Linked DNA regions of Homo sapiens: all the other regions are linked to region 3. A link is a contact called in ENCODE Hi-C or POLR2A ChIA-PET data. All regions are on one chromosome and are shown on one strand. The core of a region is the stretch at or near the end of the contact, and the rest is flanking DNA. Distances in the headings are between cores, read along the strand shown.

The links. A loop is a pair of places that touch in the nucleus more often than their neighbours do. ChIA-PET counts read pairs that join two places held with the same protein, here RNA polymerase II (POLR2A). Pooled maps may share reads with other maps.
Region 1: a pooled map shows a loop between it and region 3 (4-fold over the local background). The contact joins the promoter of TAF1B here to the enhancer-like site in region 3. A Hi-C loop is called at or near these places in 2 of 37 single-sample maps with no recorded cell type and 2 of 50 pooled maps. POLR2A ChIA-PET finds 5 or more read pairs at or near these places in 2 of 52 experiments (activated CD4-positive, alpha-beta T cell and activated CD4-positive, alpha-beta memory T cell).
Region 2: a pooled map shows a loop between it and region 3 (2.7-fold over the local background). The contact joins two enhancer-like sites. A Hi-C loop is called at or near these places in 2 of 37 single-sample maps with no recorded cell type and 2 of 50 pooled maps.

The regions. Positions count from the first base shown.
Region 1 is chr2:9,841,165-9,845,008 of GRCh38, forward strand. TAF1B (TATA-box binding protein associated factor, RNA polymerase I subunit B) reads left to right here and starts at 2,310. Exons shown (of 15, transcript NM_005680.3): 1 at 2,310-2,395. The coding sequence starts at 2,378. RefSeq lists a silencer at 2,591-2,670.
Region 2 is chr2:9,097,788-9,101,290 of GRCh38, forward strand. No RefSeq gene overlaps it. Among named protein-coding and RNA genes, the nearest start is that of MBOAT2, 96 kb to the left of the region's middle. Within about 2 kb of position 1,669, at least 2 of the 41 ENCODE cell types and tissues checked have a DNase peak (open chromatin) inside an H3K27ac peak, as active enhancers do.
Region 3 is chr2:9,537,487-9,540,969 of GRCh38, forward strand. The region is part of intron 2 of ADAM17 (ADAM metallopeptidase domain 17); the gene reads right to left. Among named protein-coding and RNA genes, the nearest start is that of ADAM17, 17 kb to the right of the region's middle. Within about 2 kb of position 1,910, at least 14 of the 41 ENCODE cell types and tissues checked have a DNase peak (open chromatin) inside an H3K27ac peak, as active enhancers do.

The sequences.
Region 1 (3,844 bases), core at 1,060-3,559, 300 kb after region 3:
GCAACACCATGCCCAGCTAATTTTTGTATTTTTAGTAGAGACGAGGTTTTGTCATGTTGGTCAGGCTGGTCTCGAACTCCTGGCCTCAAATATTCTCCTGCCTCAGCCTCCTAAAGTGGTGGGATTACAGGCGTGAGCCACCATGACTGGCCTATTTCTTTCTTAAAAATTTGGTAGAATTTGGCCAGGCGTGGTGGCTCATGCCTGTAACCCCAGTACTTTGGGAGGCCGAGGTGGGCAGGTCAGGAGTTCAAGATCAGCCTGGCCAATATGGTGAAACTCCATCTCTACTAAAAATACAAAACTTAGCCAGGTGTGGTGGTAGGCGCCTGTAGTCCCAGCTATTTAGGAGGCTGAGGCAGGAGAATTGCTTGAACCTGGGAAGCGGAGGTTGCAGTGGGCTGAGATGGTGCCACTGCACTCCAGACTGGGTGAAAGAGCAAGACTGTCTTAAAAAAAAAAATTGGTGGAATTTTCACATTTATTGGCCTAGAGTTGTTCAGAATATGCCCTTATGATCTTTTTAATGTCTGTGGTATTTGCAGTGATGCCCCTACATATTGGTTAGTGATGCCACTGATATCAGTTTATTTTGATTTTCTTTGCTCCGTTGCTCAGACTGGAGCACAGTGGCCCGATTATAGCTCACTGCAGCCTTGAGCTCAAGCAAACCTCCCGTCTCATCCTCCCAAGTAGCTAGGACTGTAGGTGTGCATCACCAAGCTGGGCTCTTTTCTTTTTGATCAATCTTTCCAGAGTTTATCGAATGTATTAGTATTTTCAAAGAGCTAATGTTAGTTGGTTGAGACTCTCTTCTTAAAAAATATCTTTTAGGCTGGGCGTGGTGGCTCACGCCTGTAATCCTAGCACTTTGGGAGGCCGAGGTGGGCAGATCACTTGAGGTCAGGAGTTCGAGATCAGCCCAGCCAACCTGGTGAAACCCCGTCTCTACTAAAAATACAAAAATTCGCCAGGCGTCGTGGCGCGTGCCTATAATCCCAGCTACTTGGGAGGCTGAGGCAGGAGAATTGCTTGAACCTGGGAGGTGGAGGCTGCACTGAGCTGAGATTGAACCATTGTACTCCAGCCTATAGAGATGAGGACTCAATATGTTGGGCAGGCTGGTCTCCAACTCCCGCCCTCCAGCAATCTGCCCGCCTTCGCCTCCCACAGTGATGGGATTACAGGCACCAGCCACCACAGCAAGCCTTTGTGGAGCCTATCGAAGCTTGCTTTCTCTTTTATTAATTTCTCTTTTTTAAACATTTCCTTCATCCCATTATTTTTCAGTTTAATCTTTTTTCTAACTTCTTGGGATGTACGATTATATCAAAAATCCTCTTCTCAATGAGATCTCTCTTGAACATCACATTTCAGACTGAAATCACCTTGTTGTTCCCATTCTCCTCTCCTCTTTATTTTTCTCCTTGGAACTCACCACCACTTAACATACCACATATTTTCCTTATTTATTTTTGTCTCTCCCCATCAGAATACAATCTCCATGAAGGCAAGGACTTTTGTTTACTTTGTTCACTGCTGAATCCCCAGGACACAAACCAGTTCCTGTTTAATAAATAAAACAAGGAATGAATGTGTTAGATGAAGAAACAATAAGAGCTAAATTTATTGAGCACTTACTGAGACTCAATTATATTCACTCATGCATTTATTTATTCAGTTATTTACTTATGCAGAGAAGGGGTCTCGCTTTGTTGCCCCGGCTGGTCTCCAACTCCTGGCCTCAAGCAATCCTCCCGACTCAGCCTCCCCAGGATTACAGGCGTGAACCAGCACGCCCGGTGGAGACTCAATTATAAGGGGCTCACAGATAACATCTAATTCTTACAGAGGAGTAAACTGAGGCACAAGTAAGCAGGAGAGCCGTGATTAGAAACCTAGGTCTAACTCACAGCCCGTGAGCTTTCCTCCAAGCCCCGAGGCTTCCCCTTAAAAAAGCCAGCAAGGGGCGAGACTCGGAGGGCAGAACCCACGGAGGGCGGAACCCACAGAGGACAGAGCCCGCGCTCGCGAGCACGGCCTTGTCCGACCCCCCGTGCCGCCGGAGGAGCAAGTCTGTCTTGGAATGAATGATCGTCGGAACGGAGCTTGATCAAACCACTCAGCAGTAGGCGTCGCCCACTTTCTTATTGGTTGGTTTTGGTTCTCAAGAGTAGGAAAGTTAGGTAGTCCGCGAGGGGTCTGCGAGCTTTGCGGAGCCTCGCCCCCGAGCGCGCGGTTTCCCTGCCGCGCAGGCGCACGGAATCCTAGGCGCGGATCTCGCGTTTCCGGCCGGAAGCTTCTCCAGCCTTTCCCGGAAGCTGCGCTCGCTACCCGGGTAACGGGTCCCGGCTGTGGAAGCTCCCGCGGCGCCGCGATGGACCTCGAGGAGGCGGTAAGGAGGCGGTGCACCTGGCGGGCCACGATCGCCGGGGCCGGAGGAGAGAGAAGCTGAGGAGGAGCGGCGGAGGACGCCGCGGGTTGGGGCGGCGACGCCACCGGCTGGAGGAAGGCGGGGCGGAGGGCTGCAGGGCGGGCTAAGGACTGGGGCTGGCCGGCCGCATGCGCGCGCGGCTTTGGTAAAGAGGCTGGAGTTTCTGGCTCGGCGAGGTTGTGGGGGAGGGAGGGTGTGGTGTTTGTCGTTATGGGTGTGTTTAAGGATGAAGCTGTGGGTTTTGTGGGGTGGCCACCCACAGGGCTCATCCTCGAGACTGGACCACCCACAAGTTCCCTTTAATGCTGGGGTGGGTGAGGGAGGGGCAGGGGTTGGAACCTGAGATGCCGCCGGGTAACCCCTGTCGGTCTCTCCGGGAATCCTTGCCACTGTCTCCAGCAGGGATTCTAAATTCGGGTTTGGGAACTCCCCAAATTGTCCAGCTATCATTCATCGTAGTGTTAGTACGGGGTCACTGAACACTTTACCAAGTTGCCAAAATTGATTTGGCATGCATTTTGTTTTGTTTTAGGTACTACGTAAAATGGCACATTTTTGTTTTTTATTTTTGAGACAAGATCTCACTTCTTCCCCCAGGCTGGAGTACAGTGGCACGATCACGGCTCACTGCAGCCTCGAATCCTGGGCTCGAGAGATCCTTCCGCCTCAGCCTTCCAATGAGCTAGGGCTACAGACATGCACCACCAAGCCCGGCTAATTTTTTTTTTTTTAATTTTTTGTAGGGGCAGGGGTCTCGCTATGTTGTCCAGACTGGTATTGAACTCCTGGGCTCAGGCGATCTTCCTGCCTCAGCCTCGCAAAGTGCTGGGATTATAGGGGTGATCCCCCGCCCTCGGCCAAATGGCACACGCTTTGATGGTATTAAATGATACTCGATAATTAGATCAATGCTAACAACAAGTCAAACTCCAAAGAGTTGGGGATCAGAGAATTAGGCCTGTATATACAGGAGCAGTACGGTCTTATAGTAGAGGCTTAAAAAATGTTTACTGATGATGGTTGGCTAACTTCTGTAAATGCTAGGCTGATGAAATGAATAATTGTAACTCACCATTAGCTAGCGTATACCCAGACTAGGGATCATGTCTGGTCTGTTTTGCTCACCATTGAATCCCCAGCACCTAGTAAAAAGCCTGGTACACACATAGTTGATACCCCTTATGCTGCCGAGTGAATAAATCGAAACTTGAAACCATTACAAATCTAGTTCCTCTGTGGTATGCGCTTTTAGTGTCCTGGAGGAGTTCCAAATTGTATTTGCATTTTTTAAAAGTCTTCTCTATACTTGTTTGTCATCTTCTCACAGTATTTTCAAGGAGCTTTGTTTACTCATCTTTGGTTCCAGTTTACCCCTACTACCTCCTTTTCTTTTTTTTTCCTGTCACACTG
Region 2 (3,503 bases), core at 419-2,918, 440 kb before region 3:
ATGGCTAGTCCATGCCTTGTAGCCTTATGCCTGTGGAATCATGAACACTCTGGGCCTCTATTCTCTCATCTTTAAAGGATTCTAACCCTTGGTTGTCCAACAATCAAGGAAAATAATAGATGTGCAAGGAAGCTGCCTACCATTACTTTTTAGAAAATAAGGGTGGATGTACATTAATTTACTCATGATTATCCATTCACTCATTCAACAAATGTTCTTTGTACTAGGCACTAAGAAATCAACAGTAGAGAAAAGAGAATTGACATTAGCCCTTGTTCTCAGGAAGTGGACGGTTTAGTAGGAAAGACCTGAATAATAAGCACAGATACACAGTTGTGTTCAGAGTTATAAAGGGCAAGAGCAGTGAGCTCTGTGCACGGGACTAACGGGGCGTGCGAGGAATAAACCACAAACGTGGGGCGGTGGGATGGTGGAACTGTGAGCCCAGGACAACCCTGATGGTGGGTCCAGGAGGCAGGGACTCACCAGAGGATCTGAAGCCTGGAAATCTGTCCACAGGGGGCAAGACATAAGTCTCATTAGTCAGAACAAAACCAGGATCCTGGGAATTTGTCCAAACAGGGATAAGGCCGATGGTAGCTGACAGGTTTCTGGGCACATACACCAGTATCAGGAAAGGCACAGGGAAAAGAGGGACCCAGGGACCGAACAGGCAGCCCTTTGGGGGAGCAGTAGGACCATCACAAGCCAGTTCTTGGAGAAGTACAGTGTCAAGGTCAAAGGAGGATCAGTTGCAAGACTCCCCACTGAGGGTGGGCCCCAAACCTCTGTGTCTGGGCGAGGCTGACCCTCTCCCACATGGCACACCTGCAGCTGACCAGGGGGTCTGTGCTCAGTGCAGGCACCTTCCCTCTCCTCCCCACACCCAGCAGTAGGTCCTTTGCTTTCTTGGCTCTGGCCCCAAGCACAGCCGAGGGCTCTAAAGCTGACCCTGGCGTCCCCACTTTGTGCTTCGTGATGTTGCCGGTCAGAATTTGTATGTAGTCACCTCCCGACCGGCGTGGGCAGTGCTGGCCTCCTGGACTGGAGCGTGGGCCAGATCTCTGGCCCTTCAAGGGCGCTGACACTGAGCAGGGCTGGCCTGGGCCTCCCTATACACCTCTTGTTGAGGACTCAGTGGGTTTCAGAGTCTGGGACAGGGATAGTTTAACAAATGGAGGCTCCGTGGTCCCAGACCGGTGAGAGAATGTGTGTTGAATGAATGGATGAGAACAAAAGCCAGAAGCTTGAAGATATTTAGAAATAAGATCCCCTTTTCCATATAAATGAAACACTTGAAGACCAGATTTTCCAAAGCAGTTGGAATGGCTACCCCCAAAATATCTCCCCCCCAGAGGGACTTCTAAAGGGTTAACTGACACCTGAAGGGAAGGGGCTTAACACCCCTAAAATCACAGAAAACAAATCTGGTCTGGCTCTTGGTATTCTCCTTACATCCTTAAGTAGTTTTAGACACAAAATGTCTTCCTCCCTTAAGTAATTCTAGACACAAAGTGCTTTCCTCATTTAACCCTTGTAATCACACTAGGAGGAGGATGTGATTCGTGTCCATTTTGAAGGGGAGAACACAGATTCAGAGTGGGTGGGTGACTTCTCCACAGGCAGAGCACAGACAGCCACACTTGCAGCTGCTTTAACCAACAAGCCGTGCTCCTGACCTTGGTGTTCGGCTTGGTTGCTTTGCTGTGGGTTGGTTTCGTTTGTGTGACTAAGACTTTTAAATGATTCGGCTCCTTTTGTGTGTTTGTTTTTGATCTTTGCAAGATTCTCTAATGGTTGATCCAGGGCTGCCCCTACACCGTTCTCCTGTCACATGCCCCGTTCCCCTGACATTGACATCAACCAACATAATATGCTGAAGAAGGGTCTTCGGCAGCTGGAAACTGGCCCAGGCATTGCGGTGGGCAGCCAGCAGGCATCTTCTGTCATTAGCCCTCCCTAGGGAAGACAAGTTCAGCAATGGTTCCTGGGAGAGGCTTGGGATAGGAAAAGAAAGGATGTTCCTATAGAGGAAGCAAATGTTCCAAGATACTTCCATTAATTAAGAAAATCTAGGGTAATAATACACAGTCCTCAAAGTCCTAGATTATAAAACCATTGTGTTAGGTTGAAGCAAGTATCACAAAGAAATACAGAAGGTCATTACCAAGACTTTTAGATGGCAAACATACTTAATGGAAACACCTCTTTCTTAACTCTGAAAACGCTTCATGTAGCATTCAGGCTTCCATTTAAAATTAATTGTGTGCATTCTAAGAGCACTTTTAGGACCTTGCAGAGACCCTCTCTGTAGATTACATGATTTGAAACTATAGCTAAGAAAATTTTGTGAAGTGGTGCAACTCTCAGAAATCAAACATGAATATGCATGCCAGGTGTGGTGGCTTACGCCTGTAATCCCAACACTTTGGGAGGTGGGAGAATCACTTGAGCTTAGGACTTGGAGACCAGCCTGGACAACATAGTGAGACCCCATCTCTACTAAAAATAAAAAAATTAGCTGGACATGGTGGTGCACACCTGTGGTCCCAGCTACTAGGGAGGCTGAGATGGGAGGATCACTTGAGCCTAGGAGGTCAAGGTTGCAGTAAGCCATGATCATGCCTCTGCACTCCAGCCTGGGCAACAGAATGAGACCCTGTCTCAAAAAAAATAATAATAAAAATAACTATGCAAAAAATATGACTTTATTTTTCTATATTACTAGCTCCCTCTCCTGGGGCATTCACTACTAATCTCAGTCATATTGGAGTTCCCCTGTCTTCTTTTCTCTGGGGTTCTAGGTAAGTTCCAGGGGCAGGGTGATGGTGGCAAGCATTACATAGTTCTGAGCTTTGGGAAAGGGGACGTCTCATCTTCACCGTCATCTTCACATGCTAGTTTCAACTTGTGTTATTAACAGAAACTTCCGCTGTCCCGCCTGACCTGCAGCCAAGCATCCACACAGTTTGTCCACAAGGCCCTCCCCTGGTCGCTGTCCTCTCAGTTATTCTCAGTGTTACTCTCGGACCCAGGAGCGTGATTCAGCAGCTCCTGCGCGGTGGGAGGTGGACAAAGGCTCAGTCCACTTGGGCATATCATAACATTTCTTCTCCTAGAAGCCATGACTTCTAAGGGTTGGAGCCTCCAAGCTTCTTTGGGATTTGGGACGTCCCTGAGGCACGCAGCCTGGGGAATGGGCTGCGCAGCCTGTTTTCTCTAGAACCTGAGCATGCAAGCACCACTCTTGCATTCTGATTCTCCAACCCCTCGCCTGGGAGGAGGCGAGAAAGGCTTGCCCTTCACCATATCTTCTCATCCCACATTTTCTGTTACATATGTTGCCTATGCCCTGAGTCCTTTCTGTTCCTCTAAACACCTGTGTTTGTTTTGTGTTTTTAGGTGTCATTTATATAGAAGAAAATGCGGCTGGGTGCAGTGGCTCATGCCTGTAATCCCAGCACTTTGGGAGGCCGAGGCGGGCAGATCACTTGAGGTCAGGA
Region 3 (3,483 bases), core at 660-3,159:
ACTTTGGGAGGTTGAGCTGGGCGGATCACGAGGTCAGGAGATCGAGACCATCCTGGCTAACACAGCGAAACCCCATCTCTACTAAAAATACAAAAATTAGCCAGGCATGGTGGCGGGTGCCTATAGTCCCAGCTACTTGGGAGGCTGAGGCAGGAGAATGGAGTGAACCCGGGAGGCGGAGCCTGCTGTGAGCCGAGATCGCCAGCCTGGTTGACAGCGCGAGACTCCCGCTCAAAATAAGAAAAAAAAAAAGTACTCGTGCTTTTTTTCCTCCTCAAAACAACATATCTTGCAAAAAAGTAACCCACAATTACAGTTAGGAAAATAAATACAAGGTATCTAAGACAGACATTAGAATATAGACTCCATTGGCACCAGAAGACAGGAAAAGAGGGGAGGGGAGGGGAGGGGAGGGGAGGAGAGGGGGAGGAGAGGGGAGGAGAGGGGGAGGAGAGGGGAAGGGGAGGGGGAAGAGAGGGGAAGGGAAGGGGAAGGGAGGGGAAGGGAGGGGAGGGGAAGGGAGGGGAGGAGAGGGGAGGGGGTATACACTTCAGTTCTTTAGTGGGCTTACTATTCTTTTTGTTGAGTTTCAGTCCAGTTCTTTAATTGGCTTACTATTCTTTTTGTTTTCTATGACTTTCCATCCTTACATGAAAACTAGGAGTGGTGAGCAAGACTTTCTCAAGTATTATTTATAGTCTTTCAATGTGTCCATGAACACCAAAGACAAAGAAAGGTATATTATTCATCTCACCCACAGAAACAAATTTTGTCAGCTGTTGTACTGAAAATATATTACTTCCCCATGGGATTGCAAAAGTCTTTAAACTACCGGAAAGAAATCTAGACTGGGACTATCTCCATGGCAACAAATATTTTTAACTTTTTGAGCATAACAAGGTAATTTTAGTTTGCTTGTGGTTTTTTAATGGTCAAAGGGAAAAGACAATAGAACATTATTTCGTAAATCCTTGGAACATTTTCTTCTGCTATCCTAAAACATATCTTCCCACACATTCTCAGTTATGATTTTTCCCTCCAGTTATGCTGAGAACTTTCAAAAGCATACTTATTATAAATGTCTTATTATTTTGTTTTAAAGCTAAGAGTTGCAACATTACTTAATGTTCTTTTCAGAAAGAAATCAGTGGAATTGCATTTTTCATTTGCTACATTAAGAATCTTTTCTAAAGATAAAGACCAAGCGATTATAAAATTCATGTTTTTTGATTTTCCAATATTAGCTTTTGAGTTATAAAACGTCCAACAGAATGTCAAAATTTCTTTTACTTTATCCTCCCAAAATTATGTGAAGTCATTTTCTTACAGATTTCTTTAACGTTTTATCTTTCTGACTTTTGACTTAAGAATTTACAGTAACTAAAGACCAGCTAACCAGTTTGAATTAACATTATTACCCTAACCATTTTTAATGGTCCATTTAGTCAGGTATATCACTTTCATTTCTTTATCAGTTCTAGACCTTCTCAAGTAATCTGATATATTTCACTTTTAGGAGAAACATTTAACTTTTTCCAAAAAAATTCAGGCAACATCAAAAAAGTATCAAAACAGTATATACTCCGCAGCTTTTTCGTTATTTAAAAATAAGATAATTTCTTGATTTTTTTTTTTTTTTGAGACGGAGTCTCACTCTGTCGCCCAGGCTGGAGTGCAGTGGCGCAATCTCGGCTAACTGCAAGCTCCACCTCCTGGGTTCACGCCATTCCCCTGCCTCAGCCTCCCAAATAGCTGGGACTACAGGCGCCTGCTACCACGCCTGGCTAATTTTTTGTATTTTTAGTAGAGACGGGGTTTCACCGTGTTAGCCAGGATGGTCTCGATCTCCTGACCTCATGACCTCATGATCCATCCAGCTCGGCCTCCCAAAGTGCTGGGATTACATGTGTGAGTCACCACGCCTAGCTGATAATTTCTTGATTTATAACAAAAAGGAAATGAAACTTGTAAGGCAAATTTTAAACAAGTTTCTTTTTTTCTTAAGTTACTTCAACTCTTCATACAACCTCTCAGTGTTTCTATGCTTTTTCAACCTCTAATAGTTACATCCAAATTTAATGCAATGATCTTGGTTTAAATTACTTTGCCTTCCACTGCTATCGAAAAACGGAATCTTCTCATTTACCATCAAGTAATGAGGGGTTTCATAGAGTTAATTCAGCCCTGATACAAACTGATTACTTCAGCTATCTTTGTTTTTGTTCTTGTTTTAAACTTTAATGACGCAATATGATAGAAAAGAAAGGGTATGGGCTTTGGAGTCTGACAAACTTGGCTTAAGTCCTACTTTCATTTACTCACTGTCCGACCTTGGCCTCAATCTTTGAATCCTAAGTATTTATCTACAAATGGAAATAATATCACCTAATAACTGAACGGTTTTGGGGATTAAAGGAAATAACCTATTTTAAAACACCTGGTATAAAATTCCATAGACTGTTAGATAAATTTCCCATTAAATATTTAGTATGGAAACTTTGTAAAATAAATTACATACTTCCCTGCTTTCTTACACAGAGAAAAGATAACAAGTGGCTACGATTTAATATTTTCTTAGGGAATCAATGTCATCTACGAAACTTGAAAGAGAAATATGTAAGGCTATGGAAGTTTTTGCCTCTAGAATACGGATTCTACAGGCCACTTCAAATCCAAAGAAACCCAAAAAGCTAAACTTTGAGTTCTTTTCATTTTATAGTTTCCTCACTCTTCCTTCGCTCCTACTTATTTCTTGCTACTATATCCACTTCTTCACCAAACTCTCCACCAGTATAGCAGAAATAACACAAGTTTTGGAGTCCAACCTTTGTTCAAATCTTGTATCTGTCATTTACTAGCTGAGTAATCTTGGGCAAGTTACTAAGCTGTCTAAGCCTTAATTTTTTTTTTTTTGTTCCTTCAAAAAAGGAATCACTTTTAGAGATAACTTATGTAAAATGCCAGTAAATTACAGAAAATAAGTACCTGATTAACTGTAGCTATTAATATTACCAATCTGCTCAAATTTGGTGTAAGTTGAAAGCTAATAACCAATACTATAATATTCTGACATAAAATCGAATAAAAAGAAGTCATTAAAAAATAACCTAAGGATAATTGCAATAGCTAGGAAAAATTAATTTGCATTAAAAATTTGCCTAAAATAACCACATGACAATGAACCAATCTCCTTAATATACTAAGCACTGCTACAATTCAGTAGTTAGAAAGACAAATTCAATAGAAAAATAGTCAAAAGAGATAAAAAGGCAGTTTACAGAAATATAAAACAAATTACTTACAAATATATAAAAAGATGCTCAATGTCACACAAAATGAAAATCAAAACAACTATAAAATGCCATGCCCTTTAGAGGGGTGACAGTTAAAGGCTGATAAACCTACTATTGGCAAAGATAACAGGAAACAGGTAAACTCATATATTGCTGCTGGAAGAATAAATTTGTCAAATCTCTTTGGGAG